Regions from separate parts of the Mus musculus genome. Here region 1 is linked to region 2. A link is a loop called in an ENCODE intact Hi-C map of the cell type or tissue named here. Cell type or tissue: heart. All regions are shown on one strand. Each heading gives the region's core, and the rest is flanking DNA. Links, peaks and the distances in the headings are about the cores only.

Region 1 (6,849 bases), core at 880-4,879, 130 kb before region 2:
GTTGTCCAAGGTCACATTTACAGGTAGGGCCAAACTCCAGCCTTTTCTAGGTTATTAGACTAAGAGAGGGAGTCAGTCTGGGTGGGCCAAACCTGATACAAGGGGCCGAAGTCTCCCAGTGGGAATGTGAAGCCACCCTACAGGGGAGGCCAGGGCACAGTGGAGGGACCCTGGGCAGGGTAGCAGTGGCTCACTTGTCCCGGGCTCACCTCCTGATCCTGGCAGGGCTGAGGGAGAGGCAGGAGCAGCATCATACACAGCCAGAGCCTGCACACCGAGGGGTGGGGGACATCAGAGGGAGCCAGAGGTGTTACGACATTGCCTGCCCCCACCCAGCTTCTCAGGAAGCAGACGTCCCTTGTCACTTGCCAGACCCCTTCCAACAGTTCACAGTCCCTTCCTGTGTGCGTGTGTGTCCCCCCCCCCCCCTCTCTCTCTCTCGTGTGTCGTGTGTGTGTGTGTGTGTGTGTGTGTGTGTGTGTGTGTGTTTGTGTGTGTGTGTGTGTGTGTTGAGACAGGGTTTCTCTGTGTAACAGTTCTGAGTTCTGAATGTCCTGGAACTCACTCTGTAGGCCAGGTTGCCCTCAAACTCACAGGCATCCACCTGCCTCTGCTTGAGTTACAGGTGTGCACCGCTACCCTCTGCCCCTTCCCTGCCCTAATGGAGACAGAGCTGGTCCTTTCCACTGCTACCCCTCTTTCTTACCTGCCCAGCCAAGATTCCATTGCTCTTCCTGTGACTGCCCCTGGGCTGGGGAGCAGGGGACAGGGTGGCTACTCTGGCATCGGGGCTTGGAGGGTGCTCTGAGGAGGGAGGAGCATGGCGTTACCCCTCCAGCTATCTGGGGGGACTGAAGGGCTGTCTCAGCACAACACCAACAGCCTGGAGGGGTGGGGGAGGAATGGTCCACCCCTTTAGGACCTAAGGGTGGGAGCAAGAAGGGACGTTGTCTTTGTCATCTGCTAGAGGGTGGGGGGTCTGACCTCAGCCTCTTAGTTCAGTTTAGTCTCCTCCCTATGGCCCAAGATGGACTTAGCTCCTTTGGAGGCTGATGTGGGTGGGGGTAGGGGTTGTGCATAGGCAGCTTGGGCCAGAGCTTCTTTCTCCTAGAGCTCTAGGGCCTAGAGGAGGCAGGCTATGCCAGTCACCCATGAGGGGCCAGCCAGAGGCCTCCGGGCACCAGGGGTGGGGTCACAAGCCTTAATTCCACAGTTGGGATGGAGTTCAAGGGGTTCAGCTTGGGTGATATGGGACCTCTATCACAAAACAAACAAACAAACAACAAAAAAAGGAAAACCAACCTCCTCCCGCTCACAGAACCCAAGAGCATTTGTTTCTTTTCCTTTTAACTAAGCTCCTTACGGAGGACAAGGCTCATACAGGCTGCCCCGGGCATTTTTTTTTGTCCAAGGGATAAACTAAGTGGGTTAATGGCTTCATCTCCTGAGAAGAGGCAGTGACTTATCCTCCCCATGAGTGCCAGCATCCACAAGGCACTGGCTCAGGGTGACTTAGCTCATGTACAACTAGTTTTCTGCTTTTTTTTTTTTCCTTACAATGCTCAGCCAAACTGGGACACCTAAGAAGGAGAGATGTAGCCATAGCAGCCCATGCTTGCCAGGTTCTCCCTCCCGTATCCCTGGAAAGTCCACCCTTAAGTCTAGCTGTAAACACTGGGTAGCAGGGGTCTTCATACCTGTCCTCAAATCTTGTCTCTCCCTACCCCCATCCTCCATTCCCTGCCTTCTCTTTGAGGCCCCGCCTACCCACATCCTCATCCCATCTAAGTTCTGCTTTCCAGGAAAAACACTGTTTCTGCTGCCTTTGAATGGCACCATGAGAAGAATCCAAGGATCGCTGGCCAAAGTAGGCCAGATCAGGGCATGCAAAGGACAGAGAGGGGGGCAAAGCTAGGTCCTGCTCCCCCTCCCTGGGACCCCAGGGCTTGGGAATTTGAGGAGGAGACCAAATGGGCTGAGCTGAGTTCTTGGAGCTAGGGAGGAGGTAAAAGGCACCACGTCCTTCTTCAGTTGAGCCAGCCACTGAATCTACGACTTCCCTGATGGACGAGTGGCCCTGTTCAACCCACTCATCAGCCCTCTGCCTGCCCAGTGAGGCTGGAAGGATGGGGGGTGTGTGTGATGGACACAACCTGTCTGATGCTGGTCCCCTCTCCACCTCCCTCTGCGCCTCTCTGCTCCTCCAGTCTGTCCCTGATGCCTCTCCGTGGTCTACCCAGTACACATAATCCTGTCCTGAGCTGGTTTTGGCAGCTCTCTGGAGAAGTGAGGGGTGGGGGGTGACGAGAACTCCTGGGGCTAGGGCCAGGCCTGGCTCCCTCTCTGGAAAAGTCCACCCCACCCTCCCCTGCATAGGGGAGCAGGAGCCGACACCCCCCCCCCCCCCCGCACAAATGTATGTTTGTCCTTTCTCCACGCCCAGGGTGAGGAAAATGAGGTTGGAAGTGGGCATCCTGAAGTCACGGTGGACCCTGGCTGAGCACAAACCTATGCTGCTCCTGGTCACACCCCCTTGTGGGCCAGTGACACCAAGGAAAGTGACTTGCAGGGTGCTAACCCCTTCACCCCAGGCTCACTTCAGGCAAATGAGCCAATGCAGAGTGGACGGGTGGAGGGAGGGTTAGTAAGGGCTGGGCTAGCAGAGGAGAGATGCTGTCCTGTCAGAATGCCAGGGTTTTCACGGCATCCCCCCCCCCCCAAACATCCCAACAGGTGTCTTTTCCCTCAACCTCTCACAACAGATTGAGTTGTGCAAAGAGCACTCACCCGCATCCCTCCCGGACACCCTATCCCTGCGTTCCCAGAGTACAGGCGTCTGGTCGCATCTTCCCGAAGCCCCTCAGGGAAGAGCCGGCTGTGCCGGCGTGCAGGGAGGTCCTGGGTATGTTTTCCAACTTCACTATGTGACTTAATAGGAATCTTGGCACAAGCCCTCGCCCGGGTGATGGGACTCGGAGTCCCAGGGACCAGACCCCCTCCCCAGGAATTCGCCTTAGGGTCCGCTGTTCTGAGACAGTCAGAGCCCAGGCGGGGGGTCGGGGAGGTTCTACCTTCTCTGCGCCCGCTCTCTCCAGCTGCCTCTGGTAGTGGCCACCGCGGCCCGGAGCCCCAGGACAGCGCCGCCCGCGGCAGGCTCCGCCCCACGCCACCCGTGCCCCGCCCGCCACGCGCCGGACTCAACCACCCACCCCGGGTGCCCCGTACAGCTAAAGAGCTTGCAGCCACGCTGTGGACACGGTTCCCGCGCCCGCCCCGGGGCTCGAGACCCCACCAACTCTGGCAGGCTCCTTTTGGTTGGAGCCTGTCCTCGAAGAACCTGGGCTAGCCCCGAACCAGCAAGGGGATTTGCAAACTAGACCCATGTAGCCCTGAGCAAACTCAGATCTGCTCAAGCCAAGGCCCTCTCCTCCATGCAGCCAATGCCATCGCCTCCGCTTTTCCCATACTGGGCAGTGAACCATGTGGCTCTGATGGCCAGGGACCTCTCTGAGCCTCGGTTTCTTCATCCATAAAATTTTACACCCTGGAGCTTAGCGGGAGGAATGCACGCTGAATTATGAGTCAGACAATTTGGATTTGAATTTCAGCTTGAGCACTTGCCAGCTCTGTGGTCTTTCATGAGCACTTCAACTTCAATGCGGCAGTGTCCTCTGTAGAATGGGAGAATTTGATGTGTATATTAGGCTTGGAAATGTTTATCCATCTCCATGTGGAAGAATGACTGAGGAGGGGTGGGGAAGGGATGAAAACAGCTTTCAGTTTTTATGCTTTTTATTCTATTCATATGTCTTTTAATGGATTGTTGGTTTGTTGTTTGTCTTTGAGGCAGGGTCTCGGTAGCCCTGTCTGGCTTGAACTGTGTAGACCAGGCCAGCCTTCAACTCATGGAGATCCACCTGCTATTGCTTACTGCAGTGTTGGGATTAAAGGCCTGCCTATGCCTTGCCTGTCCAACCTCGTAACTTCTTTGAAAAACAAAAACGTATAGGTTGTTCGATACTAGACTGGTCTTCAGGGTGAATTCCAGCTGAGGCTGGGCGGGGGGTGGGGGTGGGGGAGAATATATAGGGAATGGTAGTGCATGTTTAGCACTTGGGAGGCTGAGGCAAGAGAGGGGAACCACTGGTTCAAGACCAGCCTGGGAAATCCAGCAAGTTCTAGGGCAAGCTGGGCTACAGAGTGAGACCACCCTAGTTTCAACAATGAAATACCAGAGCAAGGTTAGAGAGATGGCTCAGCCATTGAAGGCCAGGCTCACCACCAATGTCAAGACACTCAAATACAGAAGTTGTAGCAACATATTGTCTTGCAACCCATAAAACAACAGAGGGCCCTGGTGCCCCCGGCTAATGTTTCCTAGTTTCTTGGCTATATGTTACACTTTGTGCTGAGGGCACAGAAGCTAGTTTAAGTCCTTAAGTCTCCAAGTCTAGTTTGAACAGATCCTGCCAGTGAGAAATGATCACTTTGGAGCTGACATGTTAACTGTGGAAGCAGGGTCTATCCCAAGGCAGTGGGTGTGTATATAAAACAGCCCTATGTCTGGGGGTGTAATAATGCGCTGAAGCAGAGCTTTGCATGCAGGATGCTCTGGGTTCTGTCCCCAGCCGTTCCCAGCACTGATCAAGGCAGAAAGATATTATTTGTTATTTAGACAAGGTCCTGCCACGGTAGGGCCGATTGACAGGAAACTTGCTATGGAGCCAAGCTGACCCCAAATTTGAACTTCTCTTGCTTAGCCTGAGTCTGGGATACAGTATTGGGATGATCCAGATTTTAACTTTATTTGAAATTTAACATGCACTTTTTTTTTTTGGTTTCTCAGCAAATCCTCCCACTCTCTTAGGACAAGCACCTCCACAAGGGGTCTCTCCTTAACCTTCCTCAGTTCCTGTGTCTGGTCCTGAAGAGCCTGGGAAAGCAATGGGTTAACACCCCTCTCTGGAAGTGTGGCGTCCCTAAGGACGGCTGTGGACACACAGTCCCAACCCGTGGTGTATTTATAGATAGAGCTGTCTTCTCAGGGAAAGCCCCTTCACTCAGGCCGGGCACAAGGGCGAATGTTCAAAGGCAGTCCGCCTGCCTCGGGGAGGGAAGAGGTTTTTAAGCCAGGCAGCTTTCAGTGCTGACCCCAGTTATCAGCAGCCCCTTACCTATAAGGACACTGGCTTCAGGACAGACGGGTTCTACCTCCTTGAGGAGGGAAGGGGGGGGAGGGGGAGGATGGGAGGAGGGAGTGGGAGGAGGGAGGGGGAAGATGGAAGGAGGGAGGGGGAGGATAAGAGGAGGGAGGGGGAGGATGGGAGGAGGGAAGGGCTGCCTTTGACATTTCTGACTGCTGAGAGCTGAATACTTCTGTCCATTAAAAAATGGCTGTGTACCAAAGAGCTACACAGCTGTCAACCCCCCTGGACTTGGTGGTCCAGGGAACTTTGTGATGACGCAGCAACTTGGGAAGAGTAAGTTTAAATTTGTGGATCCTGTCTCATGCATAAAAAAGGCTTTTGTTTTGTTTTGTTTTGCTTTTTTATAGAAAGATTATATGAAACCTGGGCCTAGTGCTTCATACCTGCTATCCCAGTATTTGGGAGCCTGAGGCAAGAGGATTGTTCTAAGGCCAGCCTAGGCTACAGAGTGAGTTCCAGACCAACCTAGGTTAGAGTGAGACTCTATCTTTAAAGAAGAAGCTAAGAAGTAGCTTCATGAAGATTATTCAAGAAATAGATGATGTCCACTCAAAAGCGTCTCTAGGGAAGGAGCAAATTGAAGACAAAGGGTGCTGACCGATCTGGGTGTGGTGCTGCATACCTGTAATCCCAGCAGGTATTGGAGGCAGGGAGATCAGACTATATAATCTGGCCAGCCAGCCAGCCAGCCAAGACTATTTTATTCCATAAGGCCCAAACAGACAACAAAACCCTACTGATCAGACTCTGCTCAAAACAGGATGTCCCACTTTACTAGCTAGCTTTCAGAAGGTGCAGTGTAGGCTGGGCACTGCCACACTTCCTGCCTTGATAATGGACTGAACCTCTAGCCAGCCTAGTTAAATATTGTCCTTTATAAGAGTTGCCTTGGGGGGCTGGTGAGATGGCTCAGTGGGTAAGAGCACCCGACTGCTCTTCTGAAGGTCTGGAGTTCAAATCCCAGCAACCACATGGTGGCTCACAACCATCTGTAACAAGATCTGACGCCCTCGTCTGGATTGTCTGAAGTCAGCTACAGTGTACTTACATATAATAAATAAATAAATCTTTAAAAAAAAAAAAAAAGAGTTGCCTTGGAGCCAGGCATGGTGGCGCATGCCTTTAATTCTAGCACTCAGGAGGCAGAGGCAGGCAGATTTCTGAAAAAAAAAAAAAAAAAAAAAAAAAAAAAAAAAGAGTTGCCTTGGTCATGGTGTCTCATCACAGCAGTGGATACCCTAACTCAGAAAGAAGTTGTTACCAGGAGTGGGGAACCTTGTGAGTGCTCAGCATGGCTACGTATACAAGATCAAGCCATCCAAAATTCTGCTAAAGATGGTGTGTGTGTGTGTGTGTGTGTGTGTGTGTGTGACATTTAATTCCAGAACCCTGGAGGCAGAAGCAGGAAGATCTGAGTTAAAGGTTAGCCTGATCTACAGATGGAGATCCAAGACAGCACTACAGAAAGAAACCCTGTCTTGAAGAAAAATTAGAAAGAAAGAGAGAGAAAGAGCGAGCGAGCGAGCAAGCTGGGCTGGAGAGATGGCTCAGTGGTTAAGAGCACTGACTGCTCTTCCAGAGGACTTATGTTCAATTGCTAGCACCTACAGTAGGCACCTTCAATCCCATTTATAACTTTAAG
Region 2 (6,849 bases), core at 1,886-5,885:
TAGCATTTCTCATTATGCCTGACTAGAAAAAAAAAAGTGTAATTGTCACTTGTGATCCCACAACGCAGAGATAGGGGCCAACTTATTCTTGAAAATATATAACCACAGGGTTAAAACACTGGAGACCAACAGTAAGGAATGTAAAAATGCTTCATAGTTTGGTAAAATGATTTAAAACGGTGGAAGATGTCCCCACATCAGCACTGCTTACTACACTGATACACTCAATACACCAAGCACCATCTCACAAAGCTAACAACAGAGCCCAACCTTAACCACATCGCTTTACTGAGTAACCTTTCGCAACCTGACATTTCTGAGCCCTAGGTTCCTCATATGCAATTCAACAGACTATAAAGTATATTAGAAGGACTAAGGAAATGGCTGGCATGTGGCAGATACATAATATGTGAGTCTTTGAAGGTGACAGATATTGCAGATTCTAGTTTAACCTCTTGGCAAGAAGTAAACAAACAAACAAAAAATCTGACAATAATAAATAAAGACTAAGCCGGGTGTGGTGGCGCACGCCTTTGATCCCAGCACTCGGGAGGCAGAGGCAGGTGGATTTCTGAGTTCGAGGCCAGCCTGGTCTACAGAGTGAGTTCCAGGACAGCCAGGGCTATACAGAGAAACCCTGTCTCAAAAGACCAAAATGATAATAATAATAATAATAAAAAAGACTAGCTAATCCTGTCCTTTCTCTCGAATATCCTTCTCAACAGTATATTTCAAAGAACCACAGAACAACTGTCTTAAATACAAAAGATTTTAAATTTGGGGCCTATAATTTTGAAGTTTTATCCACTTGTTCACTAACAAGTAAACTCAAAAAATATTATAGAAGCGAAGACAGACATGGAATAAGAAAACTGTTAACTGAGTACCACTGGCAAGAGGCTATATAGATAGGAAGCAAACAACTTGAATAAATATGTATGGAGTTGGGGTTATAATTGCTTAAAATTTACTGGGTAGAACAAGCTGGCCTCAAACTTTCAGCAATCCTCCTGCCTCAGCCTCTGAAACGACATGGGCCACCACGCCCAGTTTAACAATTCATATTTTAGAAGACCTCTTTTCTGTATTAAAGCAGTGTTGTGGGGAGAACCACACAGGTTGAAAAAAAAAAGTATACTTGAGATGGGGGTTATATCTAAAACAGATAAATATATTTTAAAATTCACATTTCCCATTTTGATTGCCTATGCAAACAAACTCAATTCTGTAAAGTGTGCTTCAGGAGATTAAAAAGTGGCCGGATATATTTTATACTTCGGTACCAATGATGATTACAGTCTCGCAGTTGTGTCTCGTCAGTATCCCGTGGTCTGTATTTTAGTGTTGCAAACACAGGTAAAAGGAAAACAGGTGGTCGCCTCACAGCTCTGTAGAGTTCCTATTGCTTCACATTCATCCAGGGAAAGCCTCCTTAAAACACACGCCAAGTTTCACCCACAGTCATCAAGAGAAGGCCCCTTTCTAGACATATCCCAAGTTTCACGTCGGCGGAAAACACTGCCTGGTCTAACATATTTCAGGGAAGTGGACAGCTTAAACCATGGCTTGACTAGCCAACAGGAAACCCAGAGATCATTAACACGTCAAGGCCTGTAAGAAATAAACGGACGCGACCATTTCCGTGAAGGTTCAGGATAATCAACAACACACCTTCCAGGGCTCGGAAGGAAACGCGAAAATCTCTACGGGTCTAGGCCCAACGGCCCAAGGTCACGCCAAATGTGAGGCTGAAAAATTCCAAGCAATGAGCCCCCTGCAGAGCAGGGCAACCGTGCCTAGGATGGAGTCTGGGCTAGGGAACACTCGCGCCCGATCTTTAATGTGAACCCCAACTGAATGCAGCAGCTCGGTGGGCAAACCCCAGAGTGTTTTGGGGGCCGCATTTTCTCCATCTCTCCAGCCTCCCCCTTCCTAGTCGCCCCCACACTCACATCTCCGGAGCCACTTCATCCAATGGTAGACGATTGTACTGTGGTGTTTCTTGTTTTCTATACACCAGGACGACAAGCCTTGAATGGATTCCATGGTGTTGGTCACCGACTGGAATTTTCGATCCAACGAAGACTCCAGGGCCCCTGCGGACGAGGCCGACGAGGAGGAGGCCTTACTGCTGCCTCCGCCGCCGCCGGCCGCCATCTTCCCCGGTTTGCACAAGCGCCTCTGGTCCTCTGGCGGCGGCGGCGGCGGCGGCGGCGGGAGCGGGCAAAACAATCAGTGCGAGTGCGTGAAAGCAGCAGGAGGGGAGGGCGGCCAGGGGGTGGGGACGCTGCACGCGCTAGGCTCCTCTGGCGGCAGGAGGGCTAGCTGCTGGGCGCGCTGGCGGCTCCCACACGCTGCGAGGAGGGGCCGCGGCCGCGGAGGACTGTCAGTATGGCTCGGGGGTGGTGTTTAAACCGGGAGTCGGGAGACGACTACGGAGGAGACAGAACCTGCGACGGCGCCGACAACTAAGGCTTTTAGCCTCTACGCTCCTCAACTCTTAAGGCCCTTCCCTCATCCCGTTGGCCAAATTCCGGTGAGCCCAGGGCGGCCTTGGTACCGAAGACGAAACGCTACTCCGCCGTCCCTTCGGCTGCAGAGAGCTTTGCCTTTAGATTTTCTACCACAGGAAAGGCCCAAAGCTACCTAGGCAGAAAATTTTCTTTCTTTTTTTTTTTTTCTTTTCTTTTTTTTTTTTTTCTTTTTTCTTTTTTTTTTTTTTTTTTGCAACGCAATAGCAGCAATAGACCAGCAGAAGAAATGCGCACGCGCACGGAAGCCCCGCCCCTCCGCTTCCTCCTCAATCTTGAGCACGGGGGCCGAGGGGGCGTGATGGCGCTGCGATTCGACCAATCAGGGAAGGGGGTCGGAGAAGCGCGTCGGGACCTGAAGGCGGAGGAGGCGCTGCGTCTCTCTGTGCGCCTGCGCGTTAGGTCTGCGCCTAGCGGGTTGGGAGGAAAACCTGGGGAGGCAGGATTGAGGCGCTCCGGAGCCTAGGACGTTACTAGACCCCAGTTCAGTGCTCGGCCCTGCTTTTGGCTTCATGGCGGGGTTGCTCCCTGGGAGCCTTTAATTCACACTAGGATGGGAAATGCCCACCGTTCTGTGGCTACTGTTTTTGACAGCTGCAGCTGCGTTCCCTGCCACCCCGCCATCGGGGACCTACACGCGACAAAATGGCTGGCACGTCTTGCGGAGTGGGGGAAGACGCGCATGCGTCAGGCCCTGTTAGCTGTTCTCTAGGCACTCCTTGACTAACCTATGCTACACGCCCGACTGCGATGACACCGTTCACAGCCAGCCGACCGACTGCATTCTAGAAAGAGGGAATAAAAGTTAAACGAAAATTTCTCTGAAAAGTCTTCGAAGCGAGGAAAGAGTAATTGACAAGGTGTGGCTTCTTTGCTAGGTAGTAACATCACAATTTCGTAATGCGTTATAGGTTTGTTTTTGTTTTTTCGAGACAAGGTTTTTCTGTGTAGCCCTGGCCGTCCTGGAACTCACTCTGTAGACCAGGCTGGCCTCGAACTCAGAAATCCACCTGCCTCTGCCTCCCAAGTGCTGGGATTAAAGACGTGCACCACCACTGCCCTGTGCGTTACAGTTTACAAGAGTCTTGAGTATTGTGTTTATTAGCACAGCCTCAAATTAACCATTATGGGCTGGAGAGATGGCTCAGCACGTAGGAGCACTGACTGCTCTTCCAAAGGTCCTGAGTTAAAATCCCAGCAACCACATGGTGGCTCACAATCATCCTTAATAAGATCTGACGCCCTCTCTGGTGTGTCTGAAGACAGCTACAGTGTACTTAGATATAATAATAAAGAAAATCTTTTTAAAAAATTAACCATTACATTCTCATCTGCCTGTGTGAATCTTTTGAGAAGATTGGACGTTCATGTATTCCTATTGAACACAGGAACTTCATTTTAATTATGCCAACTCAACGGAAAGGTTTTTGAGGCAAGGAGCCTGTTTCATCATTTAAAATTAATATCTCTGTGCCAAGAACTGTTTTAGGATTAGGGAAATGATGGCAAAGCAGACAAAAATTACTCCGCCTTGATTTGGTATCAGGACCAAACCACAAGCATGTGTCAGGGAGTAAGGAGTCATAAAGAGGTATGGAGTAAGATTAAAGGAGAAAGACTGTGTATATGAATAATGGTGTGATCCAGTTTTTAAAAAGAGATTGAGAAAAAAGCAACCAAGCACATATGAGGGGAGGGAAGAAGAGCTGGCAAAAGAACACCAAGTGCTGAGTCCCTAAACCAGGACTGTTGAAACATTTTAGAGGAAGAAGAAGGAAGCCAGTGTGACTGGCAGAGGATGAGAAAGCCACTAAGATAAGAGACAGAAGAGGTGAGAAGCAAAGAGGGCTCATGTAGGGCATTGAAAGCCACTGTACTGACTTTGGGTTTGTTTTTGTTTCTTTTGAGCTAAAGTTTCTCTGTGTAGCCCTGGCTATCCTGAAACTTGCTCTGTAGAGTCTGGCCTCCAATTCAGGAGATCCTATCTCCTTGCCTTCCAAGTGCTGAGGTGGGTTTTTTGTTGTTGTTGTTTGTTTGTTTGTTTTGGTTTTCCGAGACAGGGTTTCTCTGTGCAGTCTTGGCTGTCCTGGAACTCTGTAGACCAGGCTGGCCTTGAACTCGGAAATCCACCTGCCTCTGTCTCCCAAGCGCTGAAATTAAAGGTGTGAGCCACTACTGCCCTGCCAAAGTGCTGAGATTTAAAAGCCTGTCTGCACTTTGGATTCTCTTTCTTTCTTCCAAGCTTTGATTTTTATTACTTATAAAAAGCTGCATATTTATTTTGCTTTCTGACTCTGTACTTGTGCTTTCACCACAATTTTCTGCTCCTCAATAAGGAAAGCCAGCTTGATCCTGTTCCAGACACACTTAGCTCACACACGGAATCACCATAGACAGAGGTCCTAAAATTCAGTTTCCAACAACCACATGAAGGCTCACAGCCATCTGTATAGCTACAGTGTACTCATATACATATTTATTAATAAATCTTGTTTTAAATTTTACAACACTTTTAAAGACCTTAATGATCCTACAATCAAGTTCTCATTCTCTGCAATGAACATTCTGATGAGCTGAATGGAAGTTTGGTATTCCAAATAGAAAAGAGCTGTGGAAAGAAGGAACAACTAACAGCAGATTGTTTTCAAGTTATTTTCCTTCCAAGGTTAAAAGCAGGACTTCCTTATCATACCAGCTGAAAATGACCTGCTTGGAGATTTCACTCTTACCTCTTTACTGGTTTCTTGGGAGATTAAAATAAACAAGTTTCACTTGATCACGTAGGCCTTTAATGTGACTCCATTTTGATTTGGTTGAGCAATAGCCAGCCTTCGGTAAATTCTAACCATCTTTAAATGAAACAGTAAGCAAACTCTTTTAATGGGGGGGGGGATCATTTTTGGGGCAGGTATGTCTGTCTATGTCTGTGTTCATTTACTCTTACATGCAAGGGGAGGACTTCACAGATCTTGCTGTTTTATCCCTTGTTGTTTTGCCTGTGGCCAGCAAGCTCCAGCCATCCTCCTATCTCTACCCTATAGAAGCTGGGCTTCTGGATTTAGACTCTAGCTGCCACACCTGGCTCGCCTTTTTTCTTTTTTTTTTTTTTTTTTCTTCCCAAAGAAATAGTCTAATTGTGCTGGGCAGTGGTGGTGCATGCCTTTAATCCCAGCACTTGGAAGGCAGAGGCAGGCGGATTTCTGAGTTGCAGCCTGGGCTACAGAGAGTTCCAGGACAGCCAGGACTACAGAGAAACCCTGTCTCGAAAAACAAAACAAGCAAAAACAAACAAACAAACAAACAAACAAAGAAAAGTCTCACTGTGTAGTCTTGCCTGGCTTGGAAGTGTGTAAACCTGGGCTGGGCTTTAAAGAGAAACACGCACCTCACATTTCATGAACGATGGGATTTACTGAATGCTTTGCCACTGCCATTTGTGGTCTTAAGCATTCCATTTTTCTGGTGGTGTAATGGATTCAGAGCAAGACTGTAGAGCTCAAGAGTAGTGTAAACAAAGCACGTCCCATTTTTTTTTTTAAAGTGAGGTGATGTTTACCATTAGCCTACATGAATACAGGACAGCAAGGGAATACACCTGATGTTATGTCTTATCTTTGGTCCTGTGAAGAGTCAAGACTATTCCTCCCAGGATTTGCCTTTCCTGTGCAGAGATTGTGGACATGCCAGGCATCCCCTTCATGTACTGACTTTCAAGTGCATTCACTTATCACAGCTTATGCAATTCTTTCTAGAAGGCCACCTCGTGGGAAGAACATTCTGCACTCTGCCATCCACGGTTCACAGTATATTCACAGCTTTCTCACACAGACTCCCACACAAGATATCTAAATATCAGACTGCTTGCCCAGGCATGGTGGTATATGCCTTTAATCTCAGTACTCAGAAGGCAGAGGTAGACAGATCTTTGAGAGGTCGAGGCCAACCTAGTCTACATAGTGAATTCCAGAACAGCCAGAAATTCAGGTGTTTTCACTGGCAGCTGAGGTTTCAGAAATTTTGTTCTGGGGATTTTTGTTTTTTTTTGAGACAGGGTTTCTTTGTGTAGCCCTGGCTGTCCTGGAACTCACTTTGTAGACCAGGCTGGCCTCGAACTCAGAAATCCGCCTGCTTCTGCCTCCCCAGTGCTGGGATTAAAGGTGTGTGACATCACTGCCCGGCGAGGGCTAGGTTTTTTGTTTGTTTTGTTTTTAATTTTTAATTAGATTTTATGTGTGTGTATGAATGTCTTGCCCGTGCGTGTGTGTATGTGTGTGTGCGAGTGTGTCTGTGTATCACTCGTGTGCCAGGTGCCCTCGGA

What was found. Peaks named below come from ENCODE experiments on the same cell type or tissue, not always from the same donor. Only the 100,000 strongest peaks of a DNase experiment are listed, where the experiment ranks them.
Region 1: a loop joins it to region 2, with 2.0 times the contacts of the local background. A loop is called at or near these places in 1 of 42 quality-filtered maps.

Annotation. Positions count from the first base shown.
Region 1 is chr3:95,684,750-95,691,598 of GRCm38, forward strand. Adamtsl4 (ADAMTS-like 4) reads right to left here and starts at 3,168. Exons shown (of 18, transcript NM_144899.3): 1 at 3,072-3,168; 2 at 707-804; 3 at 210-267. The coding sequence starts at 726. In heart, for the core only: CTCF peaks have their summits at 3,141 and 4,863; DNase peaks (open chromatin) are centred at 1,882, 2,242, 3,122, 4,622 and 1 weaker place; H3K4me3 peaks cover 1,597 bases; H3K27ac peaks cover 3,754 bases.
Region 2 is chr3:95,816,595-95,823,443 of GRCm38, forward strand. It overlaps Rprd2 (regulation of nuclear pre-mRNA domain containing 2), which reads right to left and starts at 2,359. Exons shown (of 11, transcript NM_001368178.1): 1 at 1,953-2,359. The coding sequence starts at 2,157. Gm29948 (a long non-coding RNA gene) reads left to right here and starts at 2,286. Exons shown (of 2, transcript XR_375854.4): 1 at 2,286-2,536; 2 at 3,126-5,307. In heart, for the core only: CTCF peaks have their summits at 2,333 and 3,766; DNase peaks (open chromatin) are centred at 2,337 and 2,857; H3K4me3 peaks cover 2,425 bases; H3K27ac peaks cover 2,066 bases.